Regions from separate parts of the Homo sapiens genome. Here region 1 is linked to region 2. Evidence: chromatin loops called from intact Hi-C (ENCODE). Cell type or tissue: mammary epithelial cell. All regions are shown on one strand.

Evidence for each region. Peaks named below come from ENCODE experiments on the same cell type or tissue, not always from the same donor. Only the 100,000 strongest peaks of a DNase experiment are listed, where the experiment ranks them.
Region 1: a loop joins it to region 2, with 5 times the contacts of the local background. A loop is called at or near these places in 5 of 110 quality-filtered maps.

Annotation. Positions count from the first base shown.
Region 1 is chr15:90,396,951-90,404,950 of GRCh38, forward strand. The region is part of intron 2 of IQGAP1 (IQ motif containing GTPase activating protein 1); the gene reads left to right. Among named protein-coding and RNA genes, the nearest start is that of IQGAP1, 13 kb to the left of the region's middle. In mammary epithelial cell, no CTCF peak of the experiment used is centred here; DNase peaks (open chromatin) are centred at 4,091 and 5,511; H3K4me3 peaks cover 156 bases; H3K27ac peaks cover 4,088 bases.
Region 2 is chr15:90,317,197-90,325,196 of GRCh38, forward strand. No RefSeq gene overlaps it. Among named protein-coding and RNA genes, the nearest start is that of ZNF774, 31 kb to the right of the region's middle. RefSeq lists an enhancer at 2,858-2,967. In mammary epithelial cell, a CTCF peak has its summit at 3,004 (motif pointing right); a DNase peak (open chromatin) is centred at 2,985; H3K4me3 peaks cover 174 bases; H3K27ac peaks cover 733 bases.

The DNA of each region.
Region 1 (8,000 bases), 80 kb after region 2:
CAAACGATTCTCCTTCCTCACCCTCCCGAGTAGCTGGGATTACAGGTGCCCACTGCCATGCCTGGCTAATTTTTGTATTTTTAGTAGAGATGGGGTTTGACCATGTTGGCCAGGCTGGTCTCCAACTCCTGACCTCAAGTGATCCACCCGCCTCGGCCCCCGCAAAGTGCTGGGATTATAGGCGTGAGCCACTGCACCCAGCCTAGCAAAATTTAAAATTAAGAAATGTAAAGAGTTGAACTAGTTAGTACCCATTATTATTAAGAAAAGTCATGTGGCTCTATATTCTCATAGTACGAATAATTAAGTAAAATAGAAATTCAAAAGTATGAATAAAATTTCTTTGAAAATCTTGAATGTTGAGATATCTTGCCACAGTGAAAAGAATCAGACTTTCTGTTTTGGCAGGTGTGAGTTCTGATTCTGGTTTTGCAAGTTGCTTAACGTCAGGGAGTGAGCCCAAATTTGTCCTTTGCAGAATGGGAACGCTATGCATCTTACAGAGCTGCTGTGATGGTTAATTGCTTGGCACAGTGAAATACAGTAGGCACTCAACAAACTTTTTTTTTTTTTTTTTTTTTTTTGAGACGGAGTCTTGCTCTGTCGCCCAGGCTGGAGTGCAGTGGTACAATCTTGGCTCACTGCAACCTCCGCCTCCCAGGTTCTCACCATTCTCCTGCCTCAGCCTCCCGAGTAGCTGGGACTACAGGCGCCTGCCACCACACCTGGCTAATTTTTTACATTTTTAGTAGAGATGGGGTTTCACTGTGTTAGCCAGGATGGTCTCGATCTCCTGACCTCGTGATCCACCTGCCTCGGCCTCCCAAAGTGCTGGGATTACAGGCGTGAGCCACCACGCCCGGCCTGAACTCAATAAACTTTTATCCAAGCACCTGGATAAAGGATATCCTGAATTTTTTCTTTTCTTTTTTTTTTTCTTTTTTTTTTTTGAGATGGAGTCTCACTCTTGTTGCCCAGGCTGGAGTGCAGTGGCACTATGTTGGCTCACTGTAACCTCTGCCTTCTGGGTTCAAGCGATTCTCCTGCCTCAGCCTCCCAAGTAGCTGGGATTACAGGTGCCTACCACCATACCCAGCTAATTTTTGTATTTTTTAGTGGAGACGGGGGTTTCACCATGTTGGCCAGGCTGGTCTCAAACTCCTGACCTCAGGTGATCCACCCGCCTTGGCCTCCTACAGTGCTGGGATTACAGACATGAGCCACTGTGCCCGGCCTCCTGAATTTTCACATTAAATCTGCAAAAGGAAAAGCAGATTTAATGTGAAGATGACAGGAATTTTCTGGGCACTTTCAAGGTCCTAAGGTTGGTAGCCCTAGTTTTTTCACTTCAGACCTTAGCTTTTATCTGAAGGAAAACACCAGAAACAGAAGATACTTCTAGGGAGTGGAATGGGGGTAGAGGGTGTGAGATTTCCTTTTTACTTAATACTGTACTATATATTTAAAATGCTTTTTACAGTGATAATTTTATAATAAAGGAAAAGAAGGGATTAAGTAAAAGGAAAAACTGTGTATATAATTTTTAGATATAATCACAAATTCAGATTTTTAAGTTACTACACAGATGTTCCTCGATTTAGGAGGGGGTTATATCCCAATATTGTAAGTCAAAATGCATTTAATACACCTAACCTACTGAGTATCATAGCCCAGTCCACCTTAATTGTGCTGAGAATACTGATGTTAGCTTACAGTTGGACAAAATTATCTAGCACAAAGCCTATATTACAATAAAGTATTAAGTATCTTGGCTGGGCGCGGTGGCTCACACCTGTAATCTCAGCACTTTGGGAGGCCAAGGCAGGTGGATCACTTGATGCCAGGAGTTCGAGACTAGCCTGGCCAACATGGTGAAACCTCATCTGTACTAAAAATACAAAAAACATTAGTTGGGTATGGTGGCGTGTGCTTGTAATCCCAGCTACTCTGGAAGCTGAGGCACAAGAATCACTGGAACTGGGAGGTGGAGGTTGCAGTGAGCTGAGATCACGCCACTGTACTGCAGCCTGGGTGATAGAACCAGACATTGTCTCAAAAAAAAAAAAAAAAAAAAAGTGAATATAGGAAATCTTCCTTGAAAAAACAAAGATACTCCTACCTCAGCTTCTCAAGTACCTGGGACTATAGGCCCACTTCACCTCACCTAACTAATTAAAAAAAATTTTTTTTTTTGTAGAGATGGGGTTTCTCTATGTTGCCAGGCTGGTCTTCATCTCCTGGGGCTCAGGCTATCCTTCGCTAAAGTGCTGGGATACAGGCGTGAGCAGCCACACCTGGCCTGTATTGTCTTAATTTACTATTTTCAGTGGCCATCTAATGTTCATAATTTATTTAGGTTTATTCCTGTTTAAAGTTCTATTGCTTTGATTGCTGGAGAGTTTAAACATTTTCTTACATATTTGTTTATCAGTATTATTTTCTTATGCAAATTTTCTGTTTTTGTTATGTGCCTGGCTTCTAGGGTCATGATGTTAACTTTTGTGAGCTCTTTTATAACATGGACTTGACTTTCTCTCGTATTTGCTACAAACATTTTCCCTTGATGTTTCATTGTATTTGTTTTCTTCATTGTAGTTTTAAATTTTATTGAGTTTAAATGTCAGTCTTTCGATTTGTAATTTCTTCTATCAACTCGAAGTCTAGATAGTTTAATTTCTCTAAAACCTTGCCAAAATTTTCAGTTTAATAATCGATTGGCTTACTTTTTATATATTTGTAGAGATGGGGTCTTGTAATGTTGATTGTAAGGGGAACTTATCCCGAACTTCTGGCCTTAGGTGATCCTCCTGCCTCAGCCTCCCAAAGTGATGGAATTACAGGCCTCTAATATCCTTTAAAAACCAGCTGTTTATTACCTATTAGCAATTCATGTCTGTTTTGTCAAATATTATGTATATATATATTTCTAGTTCTGGACTTTTAAATTATGGTGAACCATATTTCATTTTTTTGAGAAAAATATATATGACTTTGTTATACTTCTTATCATTGAGAAACAACATCTGAAGCTAGCTTAATTTTAACTCTATGACAAGTAACTTGATTTTTTTTTCCTTTTTTCGTGACTTGAAATTTGTAGAATTGTTGTTCCTTGAGGTATAAACATTTCCCCAGTTAACATGTTAGGGTTGCTATTGGCTTAGCAATTTTGCCTGCAATGTGGAGACTCTTCTTGGTTTATAATGTCTCTTGTTTGTTTATTTTAGCTTTAGGAAATTGTCCATTATGCCTGTGGTGATTAGTTAGATCTGTGTAGTCTATTTTATGGCTCTTCTTCATTTTGTTTACGTTAAATAAGCGTTCTAGGTATGTGTCTCACATACATCTTTTGTTGCACTGACTTGATTTTCTACAGTCTTGATATTTTTTCCTTGGTTCTGTTAATGGTAGTTGCTTTGTCCTATTGTAGTTTATATTTTTAATTAATTCCTTTTCCGTCTCCATTCTTGTTAATAGCTTAAATGATCTCTTTTTAGTTCATGAAGAAGAGTGTGGCACAAAAGATCCTTTCAAGGTGAAAAAAAGGAGCAGGTAGCCAAGATAGTTGGGTTACATAGTTTACCACTTCCCTTTATAATCCGTAGGTGTTGAAATAGATGTGGCCATGAAAAACCAGTGTTAATCGGGCAGCTGAGTGTATGGATTGTCCACCAGTCAAGGTTGGGGAAAAAATCTGGCTGGGCTAAGTGTGGCCCGTTAGTTTGACCTCATTTGGCATGTATTTCTTCTGGTCTTACAGGTCAGAGCAACTGTTTTTATATATTTTAATGTCCCTAATGACAAAATAGTAAAAATACATTTGAGGACCCAAGTTGGCATGTTCTAGGAATTTCATTTTCCGGCTTAGTGTGGTGACCTGCCTCTGATTGCTGTACAATTCCTTCTGCTTCACAGTGTCACATCTGGGGATACCAGTTGGTAGTGGAACCTGTTTTGGACATTTTTAAGCCTTGTGGTATCTGATGGACTCTTGGTTGTTTCTAGCTGGTGCTAAATAAACCCCTTGACAAGAAGTATTTGTGTAAGAAAGCGCTGGTAGGCAAAGTGAGAACATCCGGAAGTGATTCATATTACTGTGGTTGTTTGCTTAACTCAGGACTTGGTTGCCTAGAGACCATATCGTTGAGTTAGCCGAGTGAAGTGCCAGTGGAACCTGGAGGGCCTGTGGCCTACCGGATCAAATCAGGGCTCTGCTCCTTAATTTTTCTCCTGAAGTCTCCTAGCAATCTGATTGATCTCTGTGGTTTGACAGTGCGTGAATTAAAAAAATCTTAAACATATTAATGTTTAAGAAAGATCTGGTTAATGGTTTATTTTGAAGAGTAAGAGTTTACTTGCTGAAGTTTGAATGTTGGGTTAAAATTTTTTAAAAAAATAGTTGTATGTTGGGAAGAATTAGTTATTTCAATAAGGCATTTTATTCTAGAAACCTCAGTACTTTAAGGCAGCTAAAGGAAAGCCAAAATAATCCCCCAAAACAAAAAACCAAAAACCTGCAATTTGCAAGGCAGTCATAATCTAAAATATTTTCTGTCTGTCCCAAAGTCAGTGTATTCCCCTTGCCTCTCCCCCTCTTCCTCATTGTCATGATTAGTACCGTTTATTGCATACTTTCTACATGCAAGGCACTGTGCTAAGCACTTTATATGCTTTATCTAATTAGCTATTCTTGAAGCCCTGTGAGGTGCTTATTATCTACATTTAACAGATAAGAAAGCAAAGCTCAGAGAGGTTAACTCATTCATCTAATAAGTGGTTGATCCAGATTTCAGGTTTGGCAAGAACTCTGAAGTCCTTTCTCTTAACTGCCATGTTAGTCTGCTGCTGCTATACTTCTGGTTCTAAAAATAATGACAACAGTAGTAACTACTGTTAATTAAGCAGAATGATGATGAAATTTACATATTACATTATTGTGAGATAGGCATTATTTTTATTTTAAAGAGGGAAAAAAATAGAGTTGATAACACTTTTCCCAAGGTCATATATTGGAATTCAAGCCCAGGTTTGTGACACCAAAGCTGGTGCTCTTAACTTCTGCAGATGCTGAAGTGGCAACATTTAAGTCTAACCTCTTTAACTGGTGCCCAGAGACATTAAGTAACTTGTGTAGTTTTCAAGTCAGTGAGGGAACTCCATCAATTTCCTGCCACTTATTTTGGAGTCTCTTCCACCTGCCACCTGAGGGAAAGTCTCCAGTTGTCTTATGTATTTTTGTGTCTAACTAGCTTGTTGGACCCTTCCTAATTGCTTCCCTTCTTCATAACCTGGTATCTGCTTTGAATTCAGCTTAGAAAGGTGTTCCTTCCTACCACTTTCTTGTTTGTTAAAGAGTTACCTCATACAGACAGGAGTGGCAAATTGGATTGGAAATTGCTTTGGATCATTTGGCAAGAACTGTATTTTTGGGGTTGTGGGAGGAGGAGAGGCCTGTCTAAAAGCTCTATTTCTTCTTTACTCAGAATACCTTCCTGTTGACTCATTGGAAATCATAACAAAAAGCAGAAGGAATATTGGAGAGGCAGCTGCCAGCCTAGGGCTTGGCTTCTGTTGGGGCAGCTGTTTGGGGATTTAGACACACTGGGCTCTAAGAACTGTGAGGTTTCTGCAGCAGAAGGAAATAGTATTACTCTGATAGGTATTTATTCATAAGGTTAAAAAGTGTCAGACTATTGCTTGGGATTATTGATGAGCAACATAAGAAACTAAAAATATTTTCTCAAATAGAATTAACTGGTGATCCTAAAAACAGAATGAATTGAGGAATACAAGAGGGAGTGGGGGCAAAATTAGAAAAGGAAAAGTTGAAAAGAAGAGAAAAAAAACTTACAATCATTAAAAATAGGAAAAAGATAACATTTAAATAGAAAAAGTCTCACAGATATGCATGCAGTAGGCATTAATCAGCAGGTCATTTTACTGTAAGTAACATACATCTCAGATGACCTTTAAAACAGCTAAAAGTAAACAAAATTTGTCTTTTATTTAAATGACTATTATAACAAAATGTTTTTTTGGGCTGGGCCCTGTGATTCACACCAGTAATCCCAACACTTACGGAGGCCGAGGAGGGAGGATAGCATCAGGCCAGGAGTTCATGACCAGCCTGGGCAACATATTAAGACCCTGTCTCTACAAAATATAAGAAATAAAAAAAAGCCAAACGTGGTGGCACACACCTGTAGTTCCAGCTACTCGGGAGGCTGAGGTGGAAGGATCACTTGAGCCCAAGAGTTCGAGGCTGCAGTGAGCTACGATCACACTGCTGCACAAAAATGTGTTTCTTCCCTGAAGACATGCTATGTCATTAGTTTGGGCAATACCTTTTCATAATTGATAGTTTAAAAAGGTAGTGTTTGACAATGGCTTGACTTTTGGGGTTTTCCTTAAAAATTTGAGAATCCCCATAGGAATGTTTTTTAGATAGATTTGGTCTTAATTTAAAATTTTTAAATTTAAAACATTTTTTTCTTAGAAATAGGTAATACACAGACGTGATACATAATTCAGAGACTATGCAAGTATATAACACTGAAAAAAAGTCTATATCCTTAGTCTTCTTTCTCTAGCTATTCAGTTATTTTCCCCACATGGAACTGCTATCATGATTGTGTCTCTTTCCGGAGATATTCTGTGCATGTAAATACAAATTACTTTGATTTGTTTAGAAGTGGTTGCACACTGTACATTTTGCTTTACATCTTTTTGTTGTTGTTTTTTGAGATGGAGTCTTGCTCTGTTGCCCAGGCTGGAGTGCAGTGGTGTGATCTCGGCTCATTACAACCTCCACCTCCAGGGTTCAAGCGATTGTCCCGCCTCAGCCTCCCAAGTAGATGGGACTACAGGCAATCCGCCATCAGGCCTGGCTAATTTTTGTATTTTTAGTAGAGACAGGGTTTCACCATGTTGGCCAGGCTGGTCTTGAACTCCTGACCTTAGGTTATCTGCCCGCCTTGGCCTCCCTAAGTGTTGGGCTTACAGACATGAGCCACCGTTTTGCTTTGCATCTTAAAATTCATTCCATATGAGTGAATGTGGAATGAAGTGCCTCTTTTTTTCCTTCACAGTTTTAGTTTTCGGTTTTGAAGTTAACCTGTCAACGGACATTTTCTCCTCAGCTTTTGCTGTTATAAAAAGTCACTTTGTAGGTATGCCATTGTGCATGTATGAGTATTCTTGCAGGATAAATTTCTAAAAGTGTAATTTCTGGGTCAAAGGGAATATGCATATTTAGTTCTCAAAAATATTGCCAATTTGCTCTCGTAAGAGGTTGTACCAGTTTGCACATCTGCCTGTCAATAATGTACATATAAGAAGGCTGTTTCCGCTTTAATTTTACCAACCCAGAGTATTACAGATTTTTTACATTTGCCAGTTTCATAGGTGAAAATGGTATTTCATTGTAGCTATTTTGGATTATCTAATTATGAGTGAAGATGAGCATCTTTACATGTGTTTAAAAGCCATTTGTATGTTCTTTTCTGTGAACTTTTTCGGTAGAATCCTTTGCTCATTTTTCTATTGGATTATTCATCTTTTTCTTATTCATTGTGGTAAGAGCTCTTTATATATTGAGGAAATTGGCTCGTTGTACACCGTGGGTGTTATAAATATTCATTCCACTTTGTCCTTTAATTTTTTTTTTTTGAGAAAGTCTCATTCTGTTGCCCAGCCTGGCGTGCAGTGGCCCGATCTTGGCCAGGTTCAAGCGATTCTTGTGCCTCATCCTCCCGAGGAACTGGGATTACAGGCGCGTATCACCACACTCAGCTAATTTTTGTATTTTTTTAGTAGAGACAGGGTTTTGCCATGTTGGCCAGGCTGGTCTTGAACTCCTGATCTCGGGTGATCCACCTGCCTCGACCTCCCAAAGTGCTGGGATTACAGCCAAGAGCCACCTCACCTGGCCATTGTCCTTTAAATTTTGACTTTGTATTTCAAATAAAGTTTTAAAACATATTTGAACTTACTAATATTTT
Region 2 (8,000 bases):
GAAAATAATTCACTTTCACACTGTTGGTTTTAGTATAAATTGGAATATATCTTGTAGATGTAATCACAAAAATATGCCAATATATGTACAAGAATGTTTATTACAGCAATATTTATAACCAAAAACAGAAAAACAACCAAATTATTTAAATGTTTGTGGACAGAGGCCTAGCTTTAAAACATATGGAACATCTATACCTTGGAATTCTATTCAGCCATTTAAAAAAAATGAGGTTGATTTCTACATACTTTAATTAATTAATTAATTAATTTACTGGAGACATAGTCTCACTCTGTTGCCCAGGCTGGAGTCCAGCGGCACGATCTCGGCTCACTGTAACCTCCACCTCCTGGGTTCAAGCAATTCTCCTGCCTCAGCCTCCCGAGTAGCAGGGCTAATTTTTGTATTTTTAATTTAATAGAGATGGGGTTTTGCCATGTTGGCCAGGCTGGTCTCGAAATCCTGACCTCAGGTGATCCACCCGCCTCGGCCTCCCAAAGTGCTGGGATTACAGGCATGTGCCACCACACCTGGCCCCTTTTTTTTTTAATGTATATGCGTATGGTGTAGAGGCCAAGAGGATAAGTTCTTCTTGGCCTTCTGAAGTTTCCCTGAAAAATCAACTTGGAAAAGACAGGTTAATAAGAGAAAAAGCACACAGATTTATTTAACAAGTATACAATTAATGAAGATTCAAAGATACAGGTGGAATTGTCCATTTTTATGCTTAGGTTTAACAAAGTATGGAGAGCCATGTAAAAATATGATTGGGCCAGGCGCGGTGGCTCACGCTTGTAATCCCAATGCTTTGGGAGGCTGAGGGGGGCGGATCACCTGAGGTCAGGAGTTCAAGACCAGCCTGGCCAACATGGTGAAACCCTGTCTCTACTAAAAACACAAAAAAATTAGCTGGGCATGGTAGTGGGCACCCGTAATCCCAGCTACTTGGGATGCTGAGGCAGGAGAATCACTTGAACCCGGGAGGCGAAGGTTGCAGTGAGCTGAGATCATGCCATTGCACTCCAGCCTGGGTGACAGAGCAAGACCCCATCTCAGACAAAAAAAAAAAAAAAAAAAGACGTACAAATGGCCAACAGTTATGAAAATATCCTCCATCTCATTACTCATAATGGAAATGCATAGCAAAACTACAATGAGATATATCTCACCCCAGTTAAAATACCTCTATCCATGGCGAAACTCCATCTCTACTAAAAATACAAAAATTAGCTGGGTGTGGTGGCATGTGCCTGTAATCCCAGCTATTAGGGAGACTGAGGCAGGAGAATCGCTTGAACCTGGAAGGCAGAGGTTGCAGTGAGCTGAGATTGTGCCACTGCACTCCAGCATGGGCATCAGAGCAAGACTCCATCTCAAAAAAAAATAAAAATAAAAAAATAAATAAAATAAAATAAAATATATATATATATGGACAGAAAGAATATGGTCTACTGCTAATAGACTGAGTGGGGAAACCCAGCCCAGCCTGTCTCTCCAGATTCTTGGACTTTCTCTGCAGCATTCCTTCCTTCTGGGTGAGGGGCAGGGACCTGCCGGGAATGGAGGTCTTATGATCTACAGTCAAACAAGTTAAGTCAGATAATTTTTTTTTCTTGAGACTGGGTCTTGCTCTGTCACCAGGCTGGAGTACAGTGTCGTGATCACGGCATACTGCAGCCTCAGCCTTCTGGGCTAAAGTAATCCTCCCACCTCAGCCTCCCAAGTAGCTGGAACCACAGGGGTGCACCGCCACACCAGGCAAATTTTTTAATTTCTATTTTTGTAAAGACAGGGGGTCTCCCTATATTGCCCAGGCTGGTCTTGAACTCCTGAGCTCAATTAAACCTTTGCCTCTGCCTCCCAAAGTGCTGGGATTACAAGCATGAGCCACTGCACCCACCTAGATAATTTTTTTGTTTTGTTTTTATTTGAGACAGAGTCTCGCTCTGTCACCCAGGCTAGTGTGCAGTGGCATGGTCTCGGCTCATTGCAACCTCCACCTCCTAGATTCAAGCCATTCTCCCACCTCAGCCTCCCGAGTAGCTGGGACTATAGGCACACGCCACCATGGCTGGCTAATTTTTGTATTTTTAGTAGAGATGGGGTTTTACCACGTTGGCCAGGCTGGTCTCAAACTCCTGACCTTGTGTCATCTGCCCGCCTCAGCCTCCCAAAGTGCTGGTATTATAGGCCTGAGCCACTGTAGCCGGCCCAGTTAGTTTCTTTATGGGCAGTTTGACACAGAAAGGTGGAGGGGAAATTAGAGTCATTTTTTTGTTTTGTTTTTTTGAGATGGAGTCTCACTCCGTCACCCAGGCTGGAGTGCGGTGGCGCGATCTCGGCTGACTGCAACCTCTGTCTCCTGGGTTCAAGCGATTCTCCTTCCTCAGCTTCCCAAGTAGCTGGGACTACAGGCACACGCCACCACACTCAGCTAATTTTTGTATTTTTAGTAGAGATGGGGTTTTACCACGTTGGCCAGGCTGGTCTCGAACTCCTGACCTCATGTCATCTGCCCACCTCGGCTTCCCGAAAGTGTTGGGATTACAGGTGTGAGCCACTACACCCGGCCTAGAGTAGCATTTTTAAGTTTTATGGCTGACTATAGGGAAAAGGGACTCTGATTTCTATGGGTAACCGCAGGGGAGAATGGTACTGAGAGAAAGGCATGGAAGAGAAAGTCAGAGGAAAACGTTTGCTTACGAAGCTGCTGCTGAGGTTCTCATTTTAGGCTATTGTTTTCTGAGCCCCAGCAGTGGCCAGCTGTACCATAACAATCAAGATGCATTTAAAACTTTTTCTAAAAACTAGCTCTATCCTTTAACTACTGACTTAGCCAATTACCTCCTTCTTAGAGCTACTCCTTCTCTGGGATTGCCCAGGAACCTGAGGCATATGTCATGCACAAAGGAGTCCTGTGGACATTCATACCCTTTGGAGCGGAGCCCAGGAGTCCCTAGCGGTGGTCTGTGGCTGTTTCTGCCCTTGCTCTTAACCACCACAAGGTGTCACTCTTCGCTGCTCCTGCGCGTTCCCACCAAGGCGGTAACTGCTGGCCAGAGAGGAAGAATTTCCTCTGTCCCCGCACTAGCTAATCCAGAGTCCTTACCAGTTCCCAGGGCTTCATAGTACCCAGCCCTTTCAGGCCCCCGCAAAGCCTCGCCCCGCAAGCCCGCCGCCAGCCCCAGCACTATGTCAGGACTGGCTCAGAGGAACACCCATTCCAGACAATAACAACTTTTTCTTTCTTGCCCAGGTGTTTTCAACCCTTAAACCAGACTGGGCTTGTTCTATTTTTACTTTTTAAAATTTTAACTCCTCTACTATCATTCCCAAATGGGCTTGTTCTAATTCCTTCCCGGACCATAGAGCTACAAACTTCCCCGAAGAGCGACTTCCAATTGGTTTTTAGGCATCCTTGGTGTGCCTTTCATACATAAAGGTAGGTCAAGGGTTCCCTACCTTCTCTGACAATAGAGCCTGATTGTCTCCAGTTGGAGGACCAGCCCTTAAAACAGCTAAATTCCTTTTACTTTCCCTAGAGGAAGGGGAGCTCCGTGGGGAGTCAGCTACCCGGGGGCAGACTTTCTGGCATTCTTTGGAAAAGCAGTGAAAATAAAACTCACAAGTTACATCTTCAGCAGAGTATCTGCTACATATGAATATATTGTACACATATTTTTATATGGTTGCAAACATAAAACATATAGGTCCATGTCCTGATTTTTCATGTACTGCAATGTATGTTGAGTATTTTCCCATGTCGTTGTAAATTCTTCATAAGCATTATTTGCAGTGGTTGAATGATCTTTTTTCATGATAGGGTTCTATTGTAATTTTGTAATAATTTTCTTATTTTTAGACACTGATCATTTTGTTTTTTGCTGTATTGACTATTCTTATATATTTTTATATATATTTCTGATTATTTCCTTATAAGAGACCTAGTATTGAAATTACTGAGTCAAAAACATTTGCAAGTCTTTTTATTCATGCTGCAAAAAACTTCCTAGAAAGCTTGCATCATTGTGTACTATCAACACCAAGTACCATAAGGAATGCACACCTAATTGCACCCTAATCAAAAGTAATGAAAACAATTTTATAAATCTCTCTTATCAGTGCACTGGTAAAAAAGATGTTTTAATTTGCAATTAGGCTGGACGTGGTGGGTCACGCCTGTAATTCCAGCACCTTGGGGAGGCCAAGGTAGGAGGATCACCTGAGGTCTGGAGTTCGAGACCAGCCTGGCCAACATGGTGAAACCCCGTCTCTACTAAAAATTAAAAAAAATTAGCCGGGCGTGATGGCATGTGCCTATAATCCCAGCTACTCGGGAGGCTGAGGCAGGAGAATCACTTGAACCTGGGAGGTGGAGGCTGCAGTGAGCTGAGATCCCGCGATTGCACTCCACGCTGGGCAACAAGAACAAAATTATCATCTTAAAAAAAAAATCAATTAATTACTAGTATAAATTAACATTTTAAAATTTGTATTTCTGTTTTTTATAAATTGTTAGCAGTTTTTACTTATTTATTTACTTAGAGACGGAGTCTTGCTCTGCTCCCAGGCTGGAACATAGTGGCAAAATCATAGCTCACTGCAGCCTCCAACTTCTGGGCTCAAGGGGTCCTCCTGTCTTGGCTTCCCAAAGTACTGGGATTACAGGCATGAGCCATCATGTCTGGCCCTTTTACTCATTTATTTATTGGGATCTTAATTTTAAAATCCATTTGTATGACCCCTTTATTTATTGAAGATACCAATCTATTGTCTGCTATATTGTTATAAGTGTTTTCTCAATAAATATATTGCTTAATTTATAGTTTTATGAATATTTTTGTCACAGGCTGAACCCCCAATTTTGGGATTCAGTCAACCTGGGAGGCCACGTGGGTTCTTGGCTTTGCACAAGAAGGAATTCAAGAGCAAGCCAACAGAATGAAGAGAAAGCACATTTAATAAGAAAGTAAAGGACTGCTGGGCTTAGTGGCTCACGCCTGTAATCCCAGCACTTTGGGAGGCTGAGGCGGGTGGATCACCTGAGATCAGGAGTTCAAGACCAGCCTGGCCTGTTAACATGGCAAAACCCCATTTCTAGTAAAAATACAAAAATTAGCCGGGCATGGTGGCACGCACCTGTAGTCCCAACTCCTTGGGAGGCTGAGGCAGGAGAATCGCCTGAACCCGGGAGGCAGAGGTTGCAGTGAACCAAGATTGTGCCACTGCACTCCAGCCTGGGCGACAAAGTGAGACTCCATCTCAAAAAAAAAAAAAAAAAGAAGCAAGTAGAGGATTTTGGGAGGCTGAAGTGAGTGGATAACTTGAGCCCAGGAGTTCGACACCGACCTGAGCAACATACGGGGACCCTGTCTCTACAAAAACATTTAAAAAGTAGCTAGGCTTGGTGTTCTGCACCTGTAGTCTCAGCCACTTGGGAGGCTGGGGCGGCAGGATTGCTTGAGCCCAGGAGGTAGAGGCTGCAGTGAGCTATGATCATGCCACTGCACTCCAGCCTTGGCAACAGAGCAAGACACTGTCAGTAAATAAATAAAGCAAGCAAAATCCCCTGGTGACCATCCAGCAGGCTCCAGAGACAAAAACTCCTTATCTGAGGAATTTAGAAGTAATTAGACTTTCCTATTATCTAAAGACACTTGGTTCCAGGCCTCTTTTCAACTTAAAATGTGTGAGTAACTAGGATTTCTGTACATCCCCAGAATGCATGCATGCCGAAACTCATTGTTCAACCCTTGCTAACATCAAGGCAACAAAATGTCTAAAAATGTAATCATTTATCGTGCAAGTTACCCTTCATCTCCTGCTTTAGGTCCATAAATATCCCTAAGGAAAAGACCACCGCAGTGGCTCAGTGCTCTTGCTGACGTGCCCCACTGCACTTTTCTGCAACGTTCCTTCTTTCTATGGTAATAAAACCTGTACTGTTGTCAGTAAATTCTTACCAACCCTCAAGTTGAGTGTTACCGGAAAGGGGTCCCAGTCCAGACCCCAAGAGAGGGTTCTTGGATCTCGCTCAAGAAAGAATTCAGGGTGAGTCCATAAAGTGAAACCAAGTTTATTAAGAAAGTAAAGGAATGGGCGGGGCGCAGTGGCTCACTTTTGTAATCCCAGCACTTCGAGAGGGCAAGGCAGGCAGATCACGAGGTCAGGAGTTCGAGACCAGCCTGGCCAACATGGTGAAACCCCTTCCCTACTAAAAATACAAAAATTAGTTGGGTGTGGTGGTGGGCGCCTGTAATCCCAGCTACTCGGGAGGCTGAGGCAGGAGAATCGTTTGAACCCGGGGGGCAGAGGGTGCAGTGAGCCGAGATCGTGCCATTGCACTCTAGCCTGGGCAACAGGGTGAGACTCTGTCTCAAAAAAACAAGAAAGAAATATATTCATGTACATTTCCAAATTTCCGATAAAACAACGTAGGGTCCATGCACTATAGTCTATTTGTGGTTTTCTCCACCTCACTTTAGCCCCTTCTCAAGACCCTAAAACTACTGGAGGCAGTGAGCTACTGGGGAGTTCCTGAAGGGCGAGCACTTTTTCCACTCATTTCTAAAATAAAAAGTTATGAAAAAAATAATAATTTTTATCTGACTAATGCAAATCCTTTTTTTTTTTTTTTAAGAAAGGGTCCTGCTTTGTTTCCCAGGCTGGAGTGCAGTGGCATGATCACAGCCCAGTGCAGCCTTGACCTCCTGGGCTCAAGCGATCCTCCCACCTCAGCCTTCTGAGTAGCTGGGACTACAGATGGGCACCACAACACCTGGCTAATTTTTTATTTATTTATTTGTAGAAAAGAGGTTTCTTGACTGTGCGCGGTGGCTCACGCCTATAATCCTAGCACTCTGGGAGGCCAAGGTGAGGTGGACAACTTGAGGTCAGGAGTTCGAGACCAAGGTGACAACATGGTGAAATCCCCGTCTCTACTAAAAAGACAAAATTAGCAGGGGGTGGTGGTGCATGCCTGTAATCCCAGCTACTTGGGAGGCTATTATTTTTAGTAATAATAATAATTTAGTAATTTTTGTATTTTGTATTTTCACCATGTTGGTCAGGCTTGTCTTGAACTCCTGACCTCAGGTGATTCACCCACCTCGGCCTCCCAAAGTGCTGGGATTACAGGTGTGAGCCACCACGCCCCGCCACCAAAACCAGTTTTATTGAGGCAGCAGTGTTACCGCTCTGTAACTGCTCCTGCAGGAAGAGCTAGCCCATAGTCAGTGTGTGGAGAGTAGCAGCTAAGGGGCAGTTCCACAGTCATATTTATACCCACTTTTAATTACATGCAAATTAAGGGATGGGTTTTTCAGAAATTTCTAGGAAAAGGGTATAACTCCCAGGTTGTTGCCATGGAAAGGGGCAGTAACTTCTGGGTGTTGCCAGGGCACTGGTAAACTGACATGGCACTGGTGGGCATGTGTTATGGAGAGGTGCTTTCCCCTCTTCCCTGTTTCAGCTAGTCTTCAATCTGGCCTGGAGTACAGGCCTGCCTCCTGCCTCACAACTGCTGCTAATCAGGATGTATACTGAGGGTAACTTGACTCTATGCTCCCAGTTTGCAATATCTAGCTTGGCCCAAATAGATCCTCTGTCTTACTATTGTTATTTATTTTTTTTTAAGAGAAAAGGTCTTGCTCCTGTTGCCCAGACTGGAGTGCAGTGGCAGGATCTTAGCTCACCATAACCTCGAACTCCTGGGCTCAAGCAATCCTCCTGCTTCAGCCTCCTGAGTAGCTGGGACTACAGACATGAGCCACCATGCCTGGCTAATTTTTAAATTTTTTGTACAGATGGGGTTTCACTATGCTGCCCAGGCTGTTCTCAAACTCCTGGCAAGCAATCCTCCCAACTCAGCCTCCCAGAATCCTCGATTACAGGAGTGTACCACTATGCCCAGCCCCAGATAAATTCTCTACTTATATTAATTTTGCTTCAGCTTCCTTCTAGGTTGACAGTTCCCAGTTGACTCTCAAAATGTTTGTGAA